Regions from separate parts of the Homo sapiens genome. Here region 1 is linked to region 2. A link is a contact called in ENCODE Hi-C data. All regions are on one chromosome and are shown on one strand. Each heading gives the region's core, a stretch centred on a gene start or an enhancer-like site at or near the end of the contact. The rest is flanking DNA. Distances are from core to core; before and after follow the strand shown. Region 1 holds the start of LINC01858 (long intergenic non-protein coding RNA 1858). Region 2 holds the start of ZNF492 (zinc finger protein 492).

Region 1 (6,267 bases), core at 3,533-6,032, 430 kb before region 2:
CCTCCTGTACATTGCGTATTGTGACATGTGATTGTTTCTAACACCTTGGTGATGTGAATCTCCTGCATGGGCCCTGCTTACAGAGATGTTATAACATATCTTTTCATTCATCACCCAGGTGATATAATTCTCCTCTTTTGACTAGACCCTGCCAAAAGGGGGAATTGTGGCAAATCACTGAACCCAGCACCTAGGTGATGTGACTCTCTTGTTTTGCCTGGGCTTCGCATATTTTGGATATTGTAAAACGTTACTAGGTCCAAAACCTATGAGATTGCATGCTCCTGCCTGGGCTCTGCCCACAGGGACCTTGTGACATATATCTGCATCCATGACCTAGAATGTGTGACATTTCATATTTGCCGGTACCCTGGCCTGCACAGGAAAGATTGTGACATATCCCTGGAAGCAGACACCAGGTGATGTGGCTCTTCTGCCTCTGTCTTGTCCCCAGGGAGCATTGTAACATAGTGCTGAGCTCAGCACCCAGGTGATGTGAGTCTGTTGCCTGTGCTGTGCTTTCAGGAGAGAATTGTAACATATCCCTGGCTGAGCACCCAGGTGATGTGACACTCCTGCTTGGCTCCCTCCCTCAGGGAAGATTGTGAGATACCTTGGCTGAAATCCAGGTGATGTGACTCTCCTGCTAGCTCCCTACCTACAGGTAAAATTGTGACATATACTGTAGTCAGCTTACAAGTGCAATGATGACTCTCATACGTCAAATGAGCTATTAGAAGAAATACTGTCATAGCTCGACTTAGAAAAATGGACGACATTCTGGGTCTCCTCTTTGTATGAAGGTTATAAAGGATTGCCACCCACCTACCTATCATATAATGCCTTCAGGTGTTACAGAAAGTGTCATCACAGGGCACGGCAAACAGATGAAATTGTGTTTCTCATATGTGCACCTCACCAACCATTAGGATTATCACCGTCACACATGGAAAGAGCCCATTGCCGAGGTCTTGAATTTCCCATGCAAACACAGTCCACACTTGGAATTGTGGCTGTCATATGTGAGCCTCCAGCTACAGTTGGAATGGTGACACATTTCTAAACCCAGAACATAAGCAGATGAGGACTCTACTGTCTGGACCCAGCCAATAGGAGAGATGGCACTCATATCTGGGCTTAGGGCCACAGGTATGGTCATGGGTGTTTACAAACATGATCTCAGAGTTAATTGTCATTCTCATTCATAGTGTATAAAGCTTTGGGGTATTTTAAAGAGGGTATTAACAAGGCCCAGAACACAGGAGATTGTGATAGTTGTATGCACACCCTCCCAACAGTATACATCATCATTTTCTCAAATGAACACAGCTCACTTTTGGCCGGATGCGGTGGCTCACGCCTGTAATCCCAGGACTTTGGGAGGCCGAGGTGGGTGGATCACGAGGTCAGGAGATTGAGACCATCCTGGCTAACACAGTGAAACCCCGTCTCTACTAAAAATACAAAAAATTAGCTGGGCATGGTGGTGGACGCCTGTAGTCCCAGCTGCTCGGGAGGCTGAGGCAGGAGAATGGCATGAACCCGGGTGGCGGAGGTTGCAGTGAGCCGAGATCGTGCCACTGCACTCCAGCCTGGGCTACAGAGCGAGACTCCGTCTCAAAAAAAAAAAAAAAAAAAGGAACACAGCTCACTTTTGAGGTTCTGAATCTCACACCCATAGGCAGTCAAAGGTCGGAAACTTGACTCTCAGATGTGGATCCAGTCCACAGGTGAGTTGATGACACTCAGAGCAAGATTCAGCACACCTATGAGGCTGTGACTTCACTAATTAGACAAAGTCCACAGGAGGAGTTGAGGCGCTCAGGCACAATTTTAGTCCACCGTTGAGATTATAACTCCTGTTCTTAGACACAACATATAGAAGGGGTTAACCTCCTATACCTAAAATCATGACATGTATGGGATTGCTAGTATCATCCCTGGACCTTCCTGCAGATTTAACTGTGACATTTTCCTCTCCCCAGCACCTGAGTAATCTGACTCTCTTCCCTGGGACCAGCCCACAGATGGGATAGTGAATATTGCTGAACCCAGATCTGAGATATGACTCTATTCTTATGCATTGGTGCTGCTTGCAGAGGACATTGTGACATATCGCTGGGCCCTGCACTTAGGTGATGTGAGTCTCCTCTCCTGCCTTGGCACTGCCCATAGGGGGCATTGTGACATATCTCTGGGCCTACACCCAGGTTATATGACTGTCATGCCTGTGCCCCGACCACATAAGCAATTGTGACATATTGCTGGGTCCAACACCTGGTAATGTAATTCTACTGCCTAGGTTCTAGAACATCATGACATATCTCTTCACCCGTCACCCAGATGATGTGACTCTCATTTCCTACCTGGTCCCTGCTCACATGGGGAATTTTGACATCTCACTTGTCCCAGTGCCAAACAAATGTGACTCTTCATAAGTTCTGCTTGCGAGAGATATTAAGACATCTTGTGGAGCTTAACAACAATGTGACATTACTGTTTTGTCTTGGCCTGGACCTCAAAAGGCATTGTGACATATTGCTGGGCCCAGCAACAAGGTGACATGGGTTGTTTGTATGAACCCTGATAACAGAGAACATTGTGGCATATCTTTGGGAGCATCAACTGTTTGATGTGACTCTTTTTTTATACCAAGGCTTTGCTCATAGGAGAGATTGTGACATATCTTTTGGCCCAGAAATCAGGTGATGTGTTTCTCCTGCCTGAGCTTTGCTCACAGGGAGCATTGTGACATATCACTGGGCCTAGAACCCAAATGATGTGACTCTACTGAGTGTGCCCTGCTTTCAGGAGGAAATTGTAACGTATCTCTGACCAACCACCCAGGTGATAACACTTCTGCCTGATTCCTGTTCTCAGGGAAGATTGTGACATATCCCTGGCCCAGCACCCAGATGACGTAACTCTCCTGTGCATGCCCTATCCACACGTGAGACTGTGACATATATCTTTGTTTAGATCATAGGTGCGATGTTGACTCTCATGCCTCAAACTAGCCAATAGAAGAGATGCTGTTTCTCATAGCTAGGCTTAGGAAAATGGATAAAATCCTGGCTCTCCTCTTTAGGATGGTCAGAGAAAATTACACTCTCTCACATATTGTATAAACCCTCGGGTAATATAGTGTCATAACAGGGCCCAGCAAACAGGTGCAATTGTGTTTTTTGTATGCACGCTTTGCCAATTGTTAAGACCGTCGGCCGGGGTGGTGGCTCATGCCTGTAATCCCATCACTTTGGGAGGCCGAGGTGGGTGGATCACTTGAGGTCACGAGTTCAAGACCAGCCTGGCCAACATGGTGAAACCGTGTCTCTACTAAAATACAAAAATTACCTGGGCGTGGTGGTGAGCACCTGTAATCCCAGCTACTCCGGAGGCTGAAGCAGGAGAATTGGCTGAACCTGGGAGGTGGAGTTTGCAGTGAGCCAAGGTCTTGCCACTGCACTCCAGCCTGGGTGACGCAGCAAGACTCTGTCTCAAAAATAAAAATAAAAATAAAAATAAAAATAAAAAAGATTGTCACTCTCATCCATGGACAGAGCCCACTGGTGAGGTCTTAAATCTTACAGGTGGATGCAGTGCAGAGTTGAAATTGTGACTGTCGTATGTGAACATCAGGCAACAGCAGAGGTGGTGACTCCTTAGTAAGCCAAGCTTATAGGCAGGGGACAACTCTTATATCTGGACTGAGCCATTGCAGAGAAGTTAACTCTTATAACTGGGCATAGAGCCACAGGCACAATCATGAGTCCAAACCAGCACGAATGTCTCCCAGTCACAAAGGACTGTGACTCTTATGCATACCTTATAAAACACTTGGCTGGTACAGAGCATGTTCTAACTGGGCCCAAAGTACAGTTGAGATTTTGACACTCATATGTACACCCAGCCGACAGTAAATGTTGTCATCTTCTCACATGAACACAGCCTACTGTTGAGGTTCTGAATCTCACACAGATGCAGTTGCAAGGTGGAAAATTTACTCTCATATGTGGATCCAGTTCAAAGGTAAGTTGGTGACTTTCAGACTAAAATTTGACCCACCTGTGAGGCTGTGATTCCACTAAGGAGGCACAGTGGTAAGAGGGACTGAGTTTCTCATGCACTGATTCAGTTCATTTCAGAGACTGTGACTAGTGTACTTAGAACCAACATACAGGAGGTGTTGACTCTCATACCTAGAATCGGGATATGTACAGTATTGTTCATCTCATCCCCTGTCCTTCCTGCAGGTGTGATTTTGACATACACCTCTGCCTTGCACCTGAGTAATGTGACTCTTTAGCACCAGCACAGCCTACAGATAGGATTGTGCCACACTGCTGGACCCAGCACCTAGGTGACGTAACTCTATTCTCCTGCTTTGGTGCTACCCAAAAAGGACATTGTAACATATCTCAGAGCCTTGCTCCCAGGTAATGTGAGTCTCCTCTCCTGTCTTCCTGGTGCCCACAGAAGCAGGATATGTACAGAATTGTTGATCTCATCTGTGGACCTTCCTGCAAGCACGATTGTGCCATATGCCTCTGTATACGCAAGGGTGATTGTGCCATATGCCTCTGTATAGTTTACTCTCCTGCCTGGATTTAGCCCACAGATGAAATTGTGACATATCGCTGGACCAGAAACTAGGTGATGTGACTGTATTCTCTTGCTTCTGTGCTTTCACATGGGACATTGTGACATATCACTGGGCCTAGCACCCAGATGATGGAAGTTCTGTTTTCTGCCTTGGTACTGTCCACAGTGAGCATTGTGACATATCGCTGCTGTCCCCTACAAGTTATGTGACTCTCTTGCCTGTGCTCTGCCAACATGGGCCATTGTGACATGTTGCTGGGTCCAAAACCTAGGTGATGTAACTAATTTGTTTGGGTTCTGCCTATAGGAGTCATTGTCACATATCTCTTTGCTCATCACCCAGGTGATGTGACTTTCTTCTCCTGCCTAGTTCCTTCTCACAAAAACTAATGTGACATATTGCTGAGCCCAGTACCTAGCTGGTGTGACTCAACTCTTCTTTCTAGGTTCTGCCTGCAGAAGAGATTGTAACATGTTGCTGGGCACCTTGGGCCTGCCCTCAGAAGGCATTATGACATATTCCTGGGTCCAACACCAAGGTGATGTGCGTCTCCTGGCTGGACCCTGCCCACAGTGGGCACTGTGACATATCTCTTGGCCCATCAGATTGTTCATGTTATCCCCTTCCCTTTTTTTCCTGGTGTTTGCCCATGAGAGACATTGTGATGCATTTCTGGACCTAGCACCTAGGTGATATCTTCCTGGGACCTGTCTATATGGGTTATTGTGATACATCATGTACGTGGCCCAGTACTTACTTGATGTGACTCTCCTCTCATGCCTAGACCCTGCTCACAGGTATGATTGTGACACATAACTTGACCAAGCCCCTAGGTCATGTTACTCTCCTCTTCTTCTTGAGCCCTTCCTACAGGGAACATTGTGACACATCTCTTGGCCCCTAACCTAAGTGATGTGACTCTCCTGCCTGGGCCTTCCCCTCAAGGGGCCTTGTGACATATTGCTGGACTGAGAACCTAGGTGATGTGACTCTCCTCTACTGCTTGGGATATACCCAAGAAGAGATTTTAATATATCGTTGGGCCCCACACCTAGGTGATGTGACTCTCCTGCATGGGCTTTGCCTGCAGGGGTATGATGACATATCTTTTCTTTCATCACCCAGGTGATGCTACTCTCTACTTATGGCTGGGCCTTGACAAAAAGAGGGATTGGGACATATCCCTGGACGCTGAACCTAAGAGGTGGAGGTTGCCGTGGTGACAGAGTGAGACTTCGCCAAAACAAAACAAAAAAAACAACAACAAAAAGTAAGGCATTGTGATGTATGTGATGTATCACTGGGACTGACACCTAGGTTATGACACTCTCTTCTGCCTGGGCCCTGCATAAATTGTATGTTTTGACATATCACTGGGTTCAACATACAGCTGATGCAACTGTCTCATATAGGCCCTGCTCCTGGGCATATTAGGACATATATTTTCCTTCATCACTTAGGCTGTGTGAATCCTCTCTTCACCCTGGACCCTGCCAAAGGGAAAGATTGAGACATATCACTGGAACTAGCACTTAGGCAATGTGACTCTTCTCTTCTGCCTGCGAACCACATTTTTGGGTATTGTGACATTTAACTGGGCCAAACACCTGAAAGATGGGAGGCTCCTGCCTCAGCCCTGTCTGCAAGGGTTTTTGTGACATTTA
Region 2 (6,205 bases), core at 1,679-4,178:
TAATCCCAGCACTTTGGGAGACCAAGACAGGCAGATCACAAGGTCAGGAATTCGAGACCAGCCTGACCAACATGGTGAAACCCCATCTCTACTAAAAAAATAAAAATAAATAAATAAAAACACAAAAAATTACCCGGGCGTGGTGGCAAGAGCCTGTAATCCCAGCTACTTGGGAGGCTGAGGCAAGAAAATTGCTTGAACCCAGGAGGCAGAGATTGCAGTGAGTCAAACTGCACCACTTCACTTCAGCCTGGGCAACAGAGCTAGACTCCGTCTCAAAAAAAAAAAAAAAAAGGTTTACTAAAAATAAAACATGGGGTCAGGGTGTGGTGGCTCACACCTGTAATCCCAGCACTTTGGGAGGCCGAGGCAGGCAGATCACTTGAGGTCAGGAGTTCAAGACCAGCCTGGCCAACATGGTGAAACCCCGTCTCTACTAAAAATACAAAAATTAGCTGGGCGTGGTGGCGCATGCCTGTAATCCCAGCTACTTGGGAGGCTGAGGCAGGAGAATTGCTTGAACCGGGAGGCAGAGGTTGCAGTGAGCCAAGATCGTGCCATTGCCCTCCAGCCTGGGCAATAGGAGCAAAACTCCATCTCAAAAAAAAAATAATAAAATAAAAATAAATAAATAAAATATGGTAGATAAATATCACGGAATACTGTGTGGCCGTTAAAACACACATACACACACGCACACACACAAACACACACACACACACACACACACACACACAGAAGATCATGTCCTTTGAAGCAACATAGAGCAACATAGATGAAGCTGGAGACCACTATTCTTAGAAAACTAACGTAGCAGCAGAAAACCAAATGCATGTTGTTTCTAAGTAATAGCTGAGGCTGGGCGCGGTGGCTCATGCCTGTAATCCCAACACTTTGGGCCGAGGCGGGCAGATCACCTGAGGTTGGGAGTTCAAGACCAGCCTGACCAACATGGAGAAACCCCATCTCTACTAAAAATACAAAATTAGCTGGAAGTGGTGGCGCATGCCTGTAATCCCAGCTACTTGGGAGGGTGAGGCAGGAGAATCACTAGAACCTGGGAGGCGGAGGTTGCCGTGAGCCGAGATCGCGCCATTGCACTCCAGCCTGGGCAACAAGAGCGAAACTCCATCTCAAAAAAAAAAAAATATTTAAGTAAGAGCTGAATAATAAGAACACGTAAACACAAAGAGGGAACAACAGACAGTGAGGCCTAGTTGAGGTTGGAGAATGGGAGGACAAAGAGGATCAGAAAAAGTACCTGTTTGGTGCTATGCTTAGTACCTCAGTGACAAAATAATCTGCACACCAAACCCCCATGACACAATTTTAGCTGTATAACAAACCTGCATGTGTACCCCTGAACCAAAAATAAAAGTTAAAAGAGATTCATCTTTTCCCCAGGGTATCCACTTGAGAGGCTACACTCCATATCTCAGGTTGTCCTACGAAAGAAAATGACTTTAGGAGCTGATATTCACTAGATACTCTAGCAGACATCGCCATAGCGGTTATCTTGGTTTATTCAGAGACAGTACTGAAAGCCAGGACCAAGAATAAACGACAGGGTTGCTAAGCACAAATCACCCCATAACGTTTGCAAAATAAAAACATCTTGACACTAAAACATTCTCATAAGATCTTTATGCCTAGGGAAGACAAAAGAAAAAGAGGCACAGAGATTTTTTACAATTCACTATCGGGATATTCCTTGCTTTCTTCTCATGGGAAATATTTACAAACAGAAAACATATCTTTTTAAATATGCCATCTAATGCTTTGTCAAAAAATGATTAATTAAAATACAGTATGAAAAATGTACACTAAAGGACAAATAATAATGTAAATTAGGGAAAAGAAGTTGGCATTTGAGATTTTCAGAAGGAACTGAAAATTCAGTATTTTACTGCAAGCCAGAGTTAAGCTGGAGAAATGGGGTGTGGGGGGTTGACTTGAGAACCTGCTTGGGACCTATGTGAAAAATGCCAGGGAAAATCAGCCCCATGTGGCGGCAAATAGACTGAGGTGGCTCTAATCTTTGGATTCCTAATTTTAAAAAATCAAACTCAAATGCATTTTTTTTTTTTTAGAAATTACTACATTGGGGGAAACAAAATTCAGGCTTAACTAACGATAAACTGCCAAGTAAGCTCTGATTACACAACCAGGAAATTTGTAGGCTCAAGGTGAAAATTAAGAAACTACGTAAATATACCTAACCGATTATTGAATTTGGGTATTTTCATCTGCATCTTTCCTTCAAGATCCTCCCATGGACCGACCACAAACTACAACCCACAGCTGGGTGCTCTATAACTTTTGAACCACTCCTTGCTTAAATTTTTAAGTATTTTCGCGATAACTCCCATAAATTTTTAATAGAAGAAAAGAGGAACTAGGAACCCCATAAACCAAACCAAAGCTCTTCCCATTCGTGAACCCGCACCCCGAGTCAGGATTCTCCCCTGACCACCCTCCCGTGGTCCCTGCACAATCTGGGAGAGACACGACGCTGCGGGTGCAGAGCTGCCCAGAGAGGGCTCCAGGCCAGGGCACCGTCACTGCGCAGGGAAGAGACAGGACGCCCGGGGGTCCGGCTGCCAGCGCAGCCGCCAATCTGATGGCTGAAGGGGACTGAGGCTGGGCTGGGCAAGGCGAACTTGGGGCGCAGATTGTGGAGCCGACTGCGGGGAGGCCTGAGTCCCGCCACAGCCTCTTGCCACCGGTTCCAACCAGCCCCTTCCCCTCTCTCGGGATGTCGGACCCGGCACTCTCACCGTTTCTAGGCTTCCAGGGGGTCCTAGCGTCTTAGCTGTGGATCTCCCAATACCTGCAGGTCACAGGGCCACAGAGGATGGGCCTCTAGGACCAGAGGACGCAGAACAGCGAACACTAGACCATACTCCGACTGCAGCGAGAGACAAAGACCCCGCCACATCCCGGAAGCCGCCCTTTCCGCTCCAGCTGCGTGCCTGATTGGACAGTTCCCAGGCCAGCGTCGCTGAATGGATAACGTTTAAGACCCCCCCCCCCCCCGCCCTCAGGCCCTGAGTGACAGAAGATGTAACCAAACGCTGGGCCGAATGAGGACAGAGTGACAGCCGAAGGTGCAGCCTTTTCAGGCAGGGCTTCCTGCCTGAGCTGAGCCAAGCACACCGCAGAAGGTGTTTGCCTTTAACGTTGTGTGTAAGGTCTCATATATTTGTAAATAATATACTATATGGCTGCTCACACATGAAAAGAATAGAATAATTATTTTTAAATTTAGGCTTTTTTGTGTGTGAGACAGAGTCTCACTCTGTCGCCCAGGCTGGAGCGCAGTGGCGCGATCTCAGCTCGCTGCGACCTCCGCCCCCGGGTTCAAGCGATTCTCCTGCCCCAGCCTCCCGAGTAGCTGGGATTACAGGCGCCTGCCACCGCGCCCGGCTAATTTTTTTGTATTTTTAGTAGAAGCGGGGTTTCGCCATCTTGCCCAGGCTGGTCTTGAACTCCTGACCTCAGGTGATCCATCCTCCTTAGCTTCCTAAAGTGCTGGGATTACAGGCGTGAGCCACCGACCCCAGCCGGAAGACATTTCATTCTGCTGCAATTTAGCAAAATATTTGAGTACATCTTGAAGTTGTCTTTTGATTTTTTTTTTTTTTTAAGACATGGTCTCACTTTGTTTCCCACGCTGAAATGCAGTGGTGTGATCTCGGCTCACTGCAACCTCAGCCTCCTGGCTTCAAGAGATTCTGGTGTCTCAGCCTCTCCAGTAGCTGAGAATACAGGCGTGCACCACCATGCCCAGCTGATTTTTCAATTTTTAGTAGAGATGGGGTTTTGCCATGTTTGCCAGGCTGGTCTCAAACTCCTAACCTCAGGTGATCCACTCGCCTCGGCCTCCCAAAGTGCTGAGATTATAGGTGTGAGCCACCCTGCCTGGCCTGCATTTTGATTTTTACAATGGCAGAGCTGCTGTTGAAGATTTCAAAGTCAGAAGCAGCCATGGGGCAAAGCTCCAGAAGCACACCTGGAAATCACACACAGTGAATACATCCCTCACCCTGAACCAATTGTTTTCACCCGAGTCTGCATGTAAAAATCACTTCGGAGGTCTTTTAAAATCCCCCAAACACAAGTTGCCACATACCAATTAAATCAGAATTCCTGCAATGGAACCTGGGCAATAGTGTAAATATCTCTAGGTGATGACAGAGCGCAGCCAAGGTCAAATGCCAGTGCTGTAAACCAGTACTTTTAGGTGACTAGTTGCAAATTTTTTCTCAAATGAATGAAAAAATGTTTGCCGCTAAGTCATGGCTTTGTCTTACCAATATTACCAAATTATTGTTCTATGCACAACCAACGTCGCTATTGGTTTTGTTCCTGAACCAACCCAGTTGTATATATACTGAGTGCACACAAGGCCCTGACATTGGCCAATGTAGGTGCCCTGACATTGGTGATCGTTACTGTGAGGGAAAAATTTTCTAGAATAAAGGTTGCATTCCCCTAAAATTAAAAACATGCCATGTACCGAATTGGGGCTAAAATAAAAAGACGTATGGTCTCATTCAGGAGTTAAGGCTTGGCTGGGCACGGTGCCTAACGCCTGTAATCCCAGCACTTTGGGAGGCCAAGGCAGGCGGATCATGAGATCAGGAGATTGAGACCATCCTGCCTAACACGATGAACCCCCGTCTCTACTAAAAATACAAAAAAAGTTAGCCGGGCATGGTGGCACGTGCCTGTAGTCCCAGCTGCTCGGGAAGCTGAGGCAGGAGAATCGCTTGAACCCGGGAGGTGGAGGTTGCAGTGAGCCAAGATCGTGCCACTGCACTCCAGCCTGGGCGACAGAGCAGAGCGAGATTCTGTCTCAAACAAACAAACAAAAAGGGCTTGAATACTCTTTTTGGAATATTAGAAGCTGTATAATTATGCCCTGAGTGTGTGTGTTCCACCATAAAACAAACAAAAAAATGTTGCCATTATTCTGAGATACTAAGTTAGCATTTTGTTCAAATATGTACTATGGGCCAGGCGCGATGGCTCATGCCTGTAATCCCAGCACTTTGGGAGGCCGAGGCAGGCAGATCACCTGAAGTCGGGAGTTCGAGACCACCCTGACTAACATGGAGAAACCCTGTCTCCGCTAAAAATACAAAATTAGTCAGGCGTGGTGGTGCATGCCTGTAATCCCAGGTACTTGGGAGGCTGAGGCAAGGAGAATCGCTTGAACATGGGAGGCGGAGGTTGCGGTGAGCTGAAATCACGCCATTATACTCCAGCCTGGGCAACAAGAGCAAAACTCTGTCTCAAAAAAAAAACAAAAAAAAAAACCCAAAAAACAAACAACAACAAAAAAAGTACTATATAATTTTTTATTGATATATAACATTTATACAGAAATGTATGCACAAAGCATTCATTTATGTAAAGCTGAATGCATTGTTAAAAAGAAATACACTTCTGTAATCAGAAAATGAAACTAGGTTGGGTGCTGTGGCTCGTGTCTGTAATCCTAGCACTTTGGGATGCCAATGTGGGTGGATTGCTTGAGCTCAGGAGTTGGAGATCAGCCTGGGAAACATGGTGAGATTCTCCCTCCAAAAAAAAAACAACAAAAAAGAACCAGGCATGGTGGTGCAAACCTGTGGTCCCAGCCTCTGCAGAGGCTGAGGTGGGACAATTACTTGAGTCCTGGCGTGCGTGGAGGTTGCAGTAAGCCGAGATTGCACCCCTGGACTCTAGCCTGGCTGACAGAGCAAGACCCTATCTCAAAATAAATAAAATAAAATAAAATAAAACTAACCTCATTCATGCCCCAACAATCACTTTCTTTTTTCTTCTTAGACAATAACCATAATCTTAAGAGTTAACATTGTGGATCAATTTTGTGTTTTTATTTAAGTGTTTTATTATATAAAAATTTAAACATATGAAAAACAATGACAACAACAACAACAAAAATTCAATAGACCTGCCATGAAGCCTCGAGAACTATTAATCATGTCTCATTCTTGTTTCACCTATAGCTCTCTACTTCAGTCATTTCTGGTCAACACATTGTCCACCCTCCATTATTTTTTTCACTTTTGTTTGTTGTGAGGTCAAATATACAAACATTGAAAGGCACAAATCCTAAAAATTTTTGACATGTAAATATACTCATATATAGTCTTCGTATTTTTTAAGAATGGATAGAATTTTTTTATTCTATTGA

What was found. Hi-C counts contacts between places; a loop is a spot of excess contacts on that map. Pooled maps may share reads with other maps.
Region 1: a pooled map of heart left ventricle shows a loop between it and region 2 (2.0-fold over the local background). The contact joins the promoter of LINC01858 here to the promoter of ZNF492 in region 2. A Hi-C loop is called at or near these places in 1 of 37 single-sample maps with no recorded cell type and 2 of 50 pooled maps.

The regions. Positions count from the first base shown.
Region 1 is chr19:23,059,780-23,066,046 of GRCh38, reverse strand. It overlaps LINC01858 (long intergenic non-protein coding RNA 1858), which reads left to right and starts at 4,782. Exons shown (of 8, transcript NR_110745.1): 1 at 4,782-4,874; 2 at 5,049-5,400; 3 at 5,729-5,873.
Region 2 is chr19:22,631,047-22,637,251 of GRCh38, reverse strand. ZNF492 (zinc finger protein 492) reads right to left here and starts at 2,928. Exons shown (of 4, transcript NM_020855.3): 1 at 2,778-2,928.